3 separate regions of the Homo sapiens genome follow, and regions 1 and 2 are each linked to region 3. A link is a contact called in ENCODE Hi-C or POLR2A ChIA-PET data. All regions are on one chromosome and are shown on one strand. Each heading gives the region's core, a stretch centred on a gene start or an enhancer-like site at or near the end of the contact. The rest is flanking DNA. Distances are from core to core; before and after follow the strand shown. Region 1 holds the start of SLC35C1 (solute carrier family 35 member C1). Region 2 holds the start of PRDM11 (PR/SET domain 11). Region 3 holds the start of ACCS (1-aminocyclopropane-1-carboxylate synthase homolog (inactive)).

Region 1 (3,127 bases), core at 1-2,500, 1.7 Mb before region 3:
TGTTCTTCACTGCTTCAGTCCCCATGACCACTCTATCCCCCGTGGCCCCAGCTGCCACTCACCGATGATGATACCGCAGGTGAGCAGGGCATAGAAGGAGGTGGTCTGCTTGAGCAGCAGGTAGGAGAGCAGCACGTTGAAGACGGTGGTGAGTGAGCGGCCCACATTGTAGAAGGCCACACCGACGTACTTGAGGCAGAGGTTATTGAAGGTGATCATGCCGATGAAGACCACCGACAGGGGCAGGACGCTGCGGGCCACCCTGAGGTCCAGGCGCAAGCTGGGGAAGTCCACGGCACCAGGGCAGCAGGCGGCCAGAGCGCTGAGGCCTTTGCACAGCAGCGTGGTCACCAGGCACTGGTAGAAGGTGACGAAGATGGGGGTGTCCAGCCGCAGGGAGGGGCTGTCCAGCAGGTACTTATTAAGGAACACCATGGAGATGGAGGTGACCCAGTAGAGGGAGACCACCAGCGCGATCTGCAATGCCCGCAGCAGAAAGGGCTTCTCCCCGTTGGCCTCTGCCTCTGCAGAGGGGTCTGAGGCCCCGGTCAGCGCCATGTGCAGGATCCTGGACCGCTTCAGAGGGGCCCTATTCATGGTAGCAGAGGAGCTGGGTCACCCCGCGGCCAGAACTCTGATTCCCTGGAGTCCAGGGCAGTGAGCTCACTTGTGCTCTCCGCAAGGAAGCCGCAGCCCTCCATTGTCACATGTGGGCTGGCCTAAAGGCCTCCCCATTGTCCTCATGGATTGAGAAGTTCTGCTTTGGGGTGAGCCCAGTTGTGCTGCTCCACAACCTACTCCCACCCCGAGGGGGCTCTGAGACAAGACACAGGGCAAGGGAGAGGAATAGGATAAGGCGGTGAGGCCAGGACAGAGAAGACCTGTGAGGGGAGAAGAGGCTGGGGCCTAACAGGGAGGGGTCGCAGAGAGAAGGGAGGGGAGAGGAATGGCAGGGCGGGGCAGGAGTAGGTACGCGGGGCGAAGGTGCAGGAAAAGGACGCGTGGCAGAGTGGGAAGAGGTGCCGAGAGGGCGTCATGGGCGGCTGTGGGAGGGAGGGGCGGGCAGGGGGAGGGAGGCGTACAGGGAGCTGCCGGAGGCCGGGCGCGGCTGGAGGGAGGGCTGCGGAAGGGTCAGAGGGGCTCGGGGCTTGGGGCTGAAGGACGCGGGAGGGGGCTGGGCCGGCGCCCACGTCTCGCTGCCTTCCCGGGCTCTGTCGCCGGCTCAGCCCAGGAGCCTCCGGACATCCGAGGCCGACTCCCCGGGAGGCGGGCCCTGGACTCACTTCCTGACACGCCCCCACGTGGCCTTAAAGGGCCCGCACGCCCCGCCTTGCCCTTAAAGCGACAGCCCCAGAGAGGCGGAGTTCGCCAGTCCCCAGCCCCGCCCCTGCGCTCCGCTGCCCGCTGCTGGCGGGGGACCTCGGCAGCCACAGGTTTTTCTGGGTGCTTGAGCCTCGCCCTGCTTCCTGGAAGGGCTCCATCAACCTCGCCTGCCCACCCTCAGCTCCGTCCGCCCCGGAGCCTCCGTCCCCCGACTTGGCTAGGCTTGGCTCGCAGGTCCACTTCCCGGAACCCCGACCCAGGACCCGGGCGGCGCTACATCAGCCTGGACCCCTCCACCTCCGGAGACTCGCGTTGCAGCCCCGCGTCCCTCTGCCAATCCGAGCTCACTCTTCCATAACAATGTTGTGGTCCCCTCCTTTCCCCCCATTTTCACCGCCCCCAGGCCCTCTCCCAAGCCCGAGACCCCCGGCAGCGCTCCCCGAGGCCGGAGGCCACGCCGCCTCTCTCGGACTTCAGTTTGTCCTCCCTGTGCTCCTGTCGAGGTCCTCTGGGCGGCCCGGATCCGAGATTCCAAAGGCTCAAGACAGCATCTCTTACCCCTTCCAGAAAATACTGTTTCCCCGGCCGGTCCAGCCGCATCAGCTCCCGCGTCCCTGCCTGTGTCCCCGGGCCGCGAAGGCGACCTGGCGCTCACCTCCTCCGGTGCACTGGGCGCCCGCCCCGCGACCCCGTGCTGCATCTGCAGCGCCGCACCCTGGGCCGCGCCCGCGGGATCGACTTCCTGCTTTCCGCCCCGGGCCCGGGCACCTTGCCAGCCTCGCCGGCCTGTTCGCGGCATGGGCCCCGGGGGTGCCGGCGGAGAGGCGGTGATCCGGACGGTCGTGGGAGGAGGCCCTCTCCTCTTTCCAAGGCTACTCCTGTCCCTGGTACCCCCGCCCGCCCGGGACCCGGCTTCAGTTACCGCAGCTGGCACGTCCCGGGACTTGGCTGTATCCCTGGCCCGCCGCGCTACCGGCTTGCACTTCCAGAAGTGCGTGCGGGGACCGCTCGGATTCTTCCAGCTGGCAGTGAGGGGGAGGGTTCCCCGCCCCTTCCAGGGCCGGGGCCTGGGAAGTCTAGCCTGTGGTCTGCCACTCACCAGGCAGCCGGGGAGACCAGGAGGATCGACTTCTCTTGGTTCGCGCTCTAGCACCTGCGTTGGGCAGGCCACTTTCTCCGACGGCCTGAGTTATCTTCATGGTAAAACTAAGGGGCTAGGCTTGACCTGTGGGTCCCAACCTTCTTGCCCAGAACTCTAGGTGGTATGGTCGAACATAGATGTTTGTAATATTTCAAGCACCATTTAATTAGTGCCATTTAATTAACGGGTAAGATGATGTCATGGCTGGGATTTGTTTTAAAATACTAAGAATACTTACCAAAAATATTTTTTATTTTTATTTATTTATTCTTTTTGGGACGGAGTCTCGCTCCGTCGCCCAGGCTGGAGTGCAGTGGTGCTATTTCAGCTCACTGCAACCTCCGTCTCCCGGGTTCAAGCGATTCTCCTGCCTCAGCCTCCCGAATAGCTGGAATTACAGGCGTCCACCACCACGCCCGGTTATTTTTTGTATTTTTAGTAGAGACCGGGTTTCGCCGTGTTGGCCAGGCTGTTCTCTAACTCCTGACCTCAGGTGATCCGCCGGCCTCGGCCTCCCAAAGTGCTGGGATTACAAGCGTGAGCCACCGTGCCTGACCTCAAAAAGATTTTTTTTAAAAGGTTGATAGATTAAATAAGATAAGCCATTGATAGTTGTAGCTAGGCGTAGATACACAAGGACCCATTATAAGAGTTTCCTTACTT
Region 2 (3,240 bases), core at 369-2,868, 1.1 Mb before region 3:
ACTATGAGGAGGAGGTAGAATTCAAAGAGAGAAAGCCTTTCCATTAAACTGAATACAGCAAGAGGTCTGGGCTCTATTCCCAGAAGGGAAGGTTTCTACACGTGCCCTATAGAACTCTGCTTGTCCACCTTTCAGAGAGTCGGCGGGCAAAGACTGTGCCCTGCTCCCCAACTACGACCCTACACCTCCAACAATGACCCTAGGAAAGCCCGAACCTTCCTCCCTCCCAAGAGGAAATGTGGGCAAGGACCAGCTTGGTTGCTACAGGCATCATGCTCCACAGAAAATTCTTCTGTCCCCAAACCCCCAAAGTTTATAGGGTTTCCAGGTACCAAGAGCAATCTCTCATCATTGCCTCCTGGCCCCACGCACAAAGGGCTGGGTGTGTTTCCTTACAGCCACTCTAAATTATACAGCACAGCCTTTCTCCACACGAAGCAAACGTCTAGGAAAGAGGAGACGTTTCACATTTTTCTCCCCTAAATCCCAGCCCAGCCTGGGGGGTTCTAAGCCCCCATCTCCCAACTGGGCTCTAGACACACACCAGCAATTTTTCACCAGCATCGCCCAAGACATTGGTATTCTCTTTGCAGCGACTCGCCTAGAGCACGCTGGCCTTGACCGGAGAGAGGTCATTGGCCGCTAAGTTTCTGCAGTTTCTGCATAGGAGAGTACCTTGGGGACTGCGAGTGGGGGGTGGAGGCTACGCTCCGGAGAGGTTTCCCGAAGAGTCTACACCGCAACTGACACTTAAAACGCATTCCAGAAATGCCCTCCGGCTCGGCCACGCTTCGCGGGCAATCGCGAACCGCGATGGAGAAGGCTTCGTCGCATCCCAAAGGACGCCTCCCACCTTCATCCCCGAGCACCCCGCAGCAGCCCCCGGCGCGGGGCCGAGGGCGTCCGCGAGAACTAGGCCGGCGGCCGCGGCGAGCCCTCTGGCGTCGGCGTCCGCGCCCCGCCCCGTCCGTGTCACCGCGTTCTCATTCCGAGCGCTCGGCCCGGGCCGCCACTCCCATTGGTCGGCGGCCACGTCCGTCAGCGGGCGCGCCGCTTGCGGAGAGAAAAGGCTACATTGTAACAAGGCGAGGAGCGAGCGAGCTGGGAGGAAGGAGGCGGAGGGCGGCCCCCGGCTCCCGCGGCGGCGGCAGCTACCTGCCGAGGGTTCACCCACCTCGCGGCCACGGCGGGCCGCCCCCCACCCCGCGCCGGCGCCGTCCGGACCCCCGCCCCGCGCCCGCGCCGAGACCCCCGGCCGCCCCCGCCCCCAGCCGCCGCTCCCGGCCCCCGCACCGGCGGCCCCCGCGCTCGCTGGCAAACTGCCGAGCGCTCTCCGAAGCCATTTTCAATGGCCACATTGGCTACCGGGGCTGACTCACCTTCCCGGGAATGCTGCGGCAGCCGCGGGGCCCGGGCGGCGAGAGCGGCCCGGCGGGCGGCTCGGCGGAGGCGGCGCGGCCTCGGCTGGCGGCCCCCGCGGAGGGAGCGGCCGCGCTGCGGGCGCGCTGGTCCCCGGCGAGGCAAAGTTTCAGCGCCAGCCTCGGCGCGGCGGCGGCGGCGACTCGCTGCTGCTCTCCTCCCCTGCTTTGACCACCATCTTATTAGTACAGGAAATGACATGGAAAACGGAAGAAAGCGGCGTTTGGGGCAGACGCGGACCCCCCAATTCAGGGGCCGGAGCCGGGACTCACCAGCCGCGTCCCGACCCGGCCCCGGAGAAAACTCCCGGGGCCCCTTAGGCCCGCGCCCTGCCCGGAGGGGGGAACCCGGCTCTCCAAACCCAAAGGGAGAGGGAGCGTTTTATAATCCAGCCCGTGGAGAAATCGAGAAAAAAATAGATGAAAAAAAGAAAAGGTTAAGAGAGAACTTTCGAACTGGGATACTTTTTTGGGGTCAGAAGTAAAAGTTCTCAAATTTTAATAAAGTCATTGTGAGGGGGGCTCCCTGGCTCTCCCGGTCGCGTGGCTGTCCATTTGGAACCAAATAGTCGGGGGGAGTCGACGCGTTTGGATTTTTAACCCTTTCAGGGCTCCGCGGCTGGCCCCCTCCCGGTCCCATTTAACCCTTTGAATGCTCAGCAGTTTGGAGATACAAACTGAAGTTGCGAGACGCAGGCGTCCCGCGAAGGCTGAGGGTGAGGGGCTTGGGGTTCGTTAAAAATATTAACTCTTTATGTGGGGTTGCGGTTTTGTAGTCACGAATCGCACATGTTCTTCAAGTCAAAATATGTTACAGAGGGAGAGAGATTCTGAGAACTGGAGGGGCTGGTCCCTGGCTGGCTTGGAAAAGATGTTTAAGCGGCATTCACTTGCTCGATTCCTCAGTTTCTCCATCTGTGAAATGGGATTCGACATCACAGAGAGGGGGTGAAGAGGGAAAGACTGGGCCGGGGGTGGAATTGTCACAGAGTGCTTGAGTGCTTGACATGCTTTCCTGAGCGCCTGGAAAACTGACAGGTTGCGATGGGGCTGGAAGCCTTGGAGGAGGGCAAGGGACACTGCAGGGTGGCGTAACCAGGACAACCATTCCCCAATCAACCCCTTTCTCGTGGCGTCCTCTACAAGTCCTGTGGCCCAATGGCGACGTCTCTCCTACCAAGGGAGGATGCTCTGTGCAAGCTCCAAAATTGGGGCAGTAAACCCCAGTTGGTGATTCCCAGGAAGGCACCTGGGCGAGGCGCTGTCCAGTGCTTTCCCCAAACATCCACGAAGCCCTGCAAGAGTTGCCCAGACGGCCCCCAGAGGGTACTACCCCAGGGAAGCCTCCTCCCAAGGCGGAAGGAGTTCCGTGTCAACCTTGCTGCTGGCGATCCGCAGATGGGCGTTCATGGTCAGATGGGCGTTCATGGTCAGATGGGGGTGCTCATGGCTTTTGGAATCTGGATGTGGAGCTGGAGGCGGTGGGGGTGATGAGGGAGGGAGCACTGTGGGTACCACATCATTTGTTTCCCTTGACTCTGGCGTCACAAACACAGCTTCTTGGAATCTCATGCCTGTTACTGGCTGTGTGATCTGGAGCAACTGGCTTCACCTCTCTGAGCCTTTATTTCCCACATCTGCAAAGTGGTGCACAGTAATACCCACGTTCCTGGCTCTGTGTAAGGAGCCATGAGAGTGTATTTAAAGGGCCCAGCACCCAGCTGCTCTCAGTAGATGCTCAAGAGACAGTAACAACCCTATCGTTATATGAGGTTCAATGCAACTGTAAGTTTCCTGAGTATTTCTCTGCTTGGTGCCAGGC
Region 3 (2,887 bases), core at 206-2,705:
CCAGATCTTCCCCATGGCTACTGCCCAGGTCCTGCATGCAGGTGGGGCCCAGACAGGTGGTGGGAGCCCTGAAGTCCTTTTGAGGAAGGGTGAACATCTGCAAAAAGACAAAACGCACAGGCCTGCTCAAGGGATTTCCATAGCACCAAGCATCAGAAAGGAGTTGGAGTCATGGGAGTCCCCTTTCTCTTATCTGCCCCTTCCTTTAGGTTTATGCACTCATCACTTCCTGTGTCCCTTAGCTGTAACCATATGTGCAACGACTTCAACAAGAAAAATCTGTTAAGGACCTAGTACGTGCCAGGGACTGCACTTGCCACATTGACGTGACTTTAATGTATTGCTGCTTTAGCGTGTTCTACTTCTGCAAAAGTTTTTCACTCTCCAGCCTAAGGGGTCATCAACATTCTTTTTCCACCCTTGCTCACCTCAATTACCAAATGCCAGGTTAAAATTTCCTGAGTTAAAGCAGAGTATTGCCTGGGAGTCCTGGGGGTCTTGTGGTGTAAAGGGTAGGATGAGATTATGTGGTGTTCTGAGGCAGATGGCGGGTAGGAACTGAGGGAAGGGAGGAATGGGAACCTCCACAAGTGCAGGCAACCCAGGCAGAGCTCCAGGGCCTGCCTCTTCAGTCCTGAAGAAACGAGGTGTGGACACCAAGGAGAGGGTGGTCTACTCCTGCCCGCGGGTGTGAACTCCTTCACTTCTCTAAGCCAGTTTAGTTTCCTCATCTGCACAGTGGATATAACAGTAACCACCTCGGGGTGGCCGTGAAGACATAAATATATATGTTAGTGACAATAAAGTACTTAGAACAAATCCTGGCTGATGACCAAAGTTCAATAAAATATGAGTCATTATAGCGTAACTCCTTGCCAATTTTCCCAGTCCTGATGCACAACACAAGCTCTGGTAACACTGGGCGCACCATAAACTCAGCGGGTACCCGCAGTTAAATTTTCCTCCGCAAAGTCTTCTCAGGGGTACTCTTTAAATTGGCTGGGCTCTCCCAAGAGCGCTCACCTCCAGCTCTCCCGACAGCCCAGGTCCGAGGAAGGGCAGCACAGTGGGCGGAAGCCGGGGTGGGAGTAAAGCCTGGGGTAGGGGGGCGGCGGGGTTCGAGCCTCCAGGCGTCCAGCAGGACGGCGGCGAATCCACAGCCAGATACCCGCACTCGATGAGGCCTTGGAATCCCGCAAGTGGGGCGGCTACCGCGCACGAAGAACCGAAACGGCCTTCTACAGGGCGGAGGACGTCTCGCGAGAGACGGCTCCAGGTTTCCAGGCAGAGGAAGTGTGATCGGCGCCAAGGGATTCGAGATGGAAGGGCAGAGGCTTTTGCAAAGTGCACAGAGGGAGGCCTGAACGGCTTCCTCCTCTGCAAAGTAGTGGATCCCACCTACTTGGCGGAGCTGGAGGAGGCGGTGCTGGCACTCGGTGGGCGCCCATCACGTGTAGGTTTTCTCCGCCCGGAAACGCCCTGCGGCGACTTACGCGTGGGTGAGGACAGCGCCCCCCTGCGCTCAGCGCGCCCGGACTAGGAGACTGAGGGCGGTCCGCACCGGGTTGGGCTTCCAGGCCTGTTCAGGGCGCAGTTCGTCCCCTTGCCACTCAGGCGGGGGCGGTCTCGGCGGGGACTACGCTTTAAGGGTGGCACACGAGGTAGCACCGCGGGACCAGGAAAAGGGAAAGGGGCGTAATGCCGTTTCCCACCTCCACTCTGGGTGGCCTGCGCGTGCTGGGCCGCCGCCGGGCCGGGTCTGCCACCTCCTTCTGCCTCCTGGCCTTGGTTCTCCAGTTTTCAAAGGAGGTTAGAGCCACAGAAATTTCTTGCCAAAGTATGCTTGGCTGCGGCCCACACAAAGGGCTTTTTAGATTCGGGTGTGAGCATCCTTATGGCCTTTCATCGCAGTTTGTCATTTCTGCCCCTTTCATTTGTAGGGGATTTTCTGTAGCCCTCATAGGTTCTTAGTTGGGGGAGACTCCTGTTACAAAAGACAAATTAACAAGAGAAAAACAGACAGAAATTTACTGACATGTGTATTTCATTTATACATGAGAAATCTGGAGGGAATGAGTCGTTCTGGAAGAGGTGACTTTGAATTCCAGTTTTTATAGCATCTTCAACAAAGAACAGTAATTTTTTTAAGTTACAAGACAAAGAAATAGGGCTTTGAGTCTCTCCAGGAGGCAACTTGTGAGAAGGCAAAAAAAAAAAAAAAAAAAAAAGACAAAGGCCAGTTAGTCAAGCTTGTTAATGTAAATTCCTCTGGTACCATCTCCAGGCCATAGGGGTCTAAAGTTGTCTTTGTTCTCCTAGGTAGACAGAGGGACAGGATACCTTTTGTCTTTGTAAACCTGTGTCCTACTTTTAGGCAAATAGGGCCAGGGTAGAGAGCTTTCCTGAATGTGCTGCTGCTTGTCTTTAGCACAATCCTTCATGTTTTGGGGAGGCATGTCCTGGTCTCCCACACGTGCCTGCAATATTTGTTGAACTCTGGCTAGGTGTGGCGGCCCACGCCTGTAATGCCAACACTTTGAGAGGACAAGGTGGGAGCATCCCTTGAACCCAGGAGTTTGAAACCAGCCTGGGCAACATAGAGAGACCGTGTCTCTACCAAAAAAAGGTTTTTATGTTTTTTTGTTTTTTTGAGACGGAGTCTCGCTCTGTCATCCAGGCTGGAGTGCAGTGGCACAATCTCTGCTCACTGCAACCTCCGCCTCCCGGGTTCAAGCAATTCTTTTGTCTCAGCCTCCCCAGTAGCTGGGACTACAGGCACGCACCACCACGCCTGGCTAATTTTTGTATTTTTAGTAGAGATGGAGTTTCACCATATTGTCCCGACTGGTCTTGAACTCCTGACCTCGTGATCTGCCCGCCTCGGCCT

The links. Hi-C counts contacts between places; a loop is a spot of excess contacts on that map. ChIA-PET counts read pairs that join two places held with the same protein, here RNA polymerase II (POLR2A). Pooled maps may share reads with other maps.
Region 1: a map of naive thymus-derived CD4-positive, alpha-beta T cell shows a loop between it and region 3 (19-fold over the local background). The contact joins the promoter of SLC35C1 here to the promoter of ACCS in region 3. A Hi-C loop is called at or near these places in 1 of 168 maps with a recorded cell type or tissue (naive thymus-derived CD4-positive, alpha-beta T cell), 1 of 37 single-sample maps with no recorded cell type and 7 of 50 pooled maps. POLR2A ChIA-PET finds 5 or more read pairs at or near these places in 1 of 52 experiments (GM12878).
Region 2: a loop to region 3 is called in a map of CD8-positive, alpha-beta T cell, with 7 times the contacts of the local background. The contact joins the promoter of PRDM11 here to the promoter of ACCS in region 3. A Hi-C loop is called at or near these places in 1 of 168 maps with a recorded cell type or tissue (CD8-positive, alpha-beta T cell), 1 of 37 single-sample maps with no recorded cell type and 7 of 50 pooled maps.

Annotation. Positions count from the first base shown.
Region 1 is chr11:45,803,272-45,806,398 of GRCh38, reverse strand. It overlaps SLC35C1 (solute carrier family 35 member C1), which reads right to left and starts at 1,250. Exons shown (of 2, transcript NM_018389.5): 1 at 63-1,250. The coding sequence starts at 597. RefSeq lists silencers at 996-1,225, 1,956-2,125 and an enhancer at 2,296-2,455.
Region 2 is chr11:45,145,017-45,148,256 of GRCh38, reverse strand. It overlaps PRDM11 (PR/SET domain 11), which reads right to left and starts at 1,618. Exons shown (of 8, transcript NM_001384648.1): 1 at 1,380-1,618. LOC105376652 (a long non-coding RNA gene) reads left to right here and starts at 1,474. Exons shown (of 6, transcript XR_931241.3): 1 at 1,474-3,203. RefSeq lists silencers at 868-1,057, 1,138-1,217.
Region 3 is chr11:44,064,838-44,067,724 of GRCh38, reverse strand. ACCS (1-aminocyclopropane-1-carboxylate synthase homolog (inactive)) reads right to left here and starts at 1,455. Exons shown (of 15, transcript NM_032592.4): 1 at 1,024-1,455; 2 at 1-97. The coding sequence starts at 97. RefSeq lists enhancers at 1,286-1,475, 1,496-1,585, 1,686-1,815.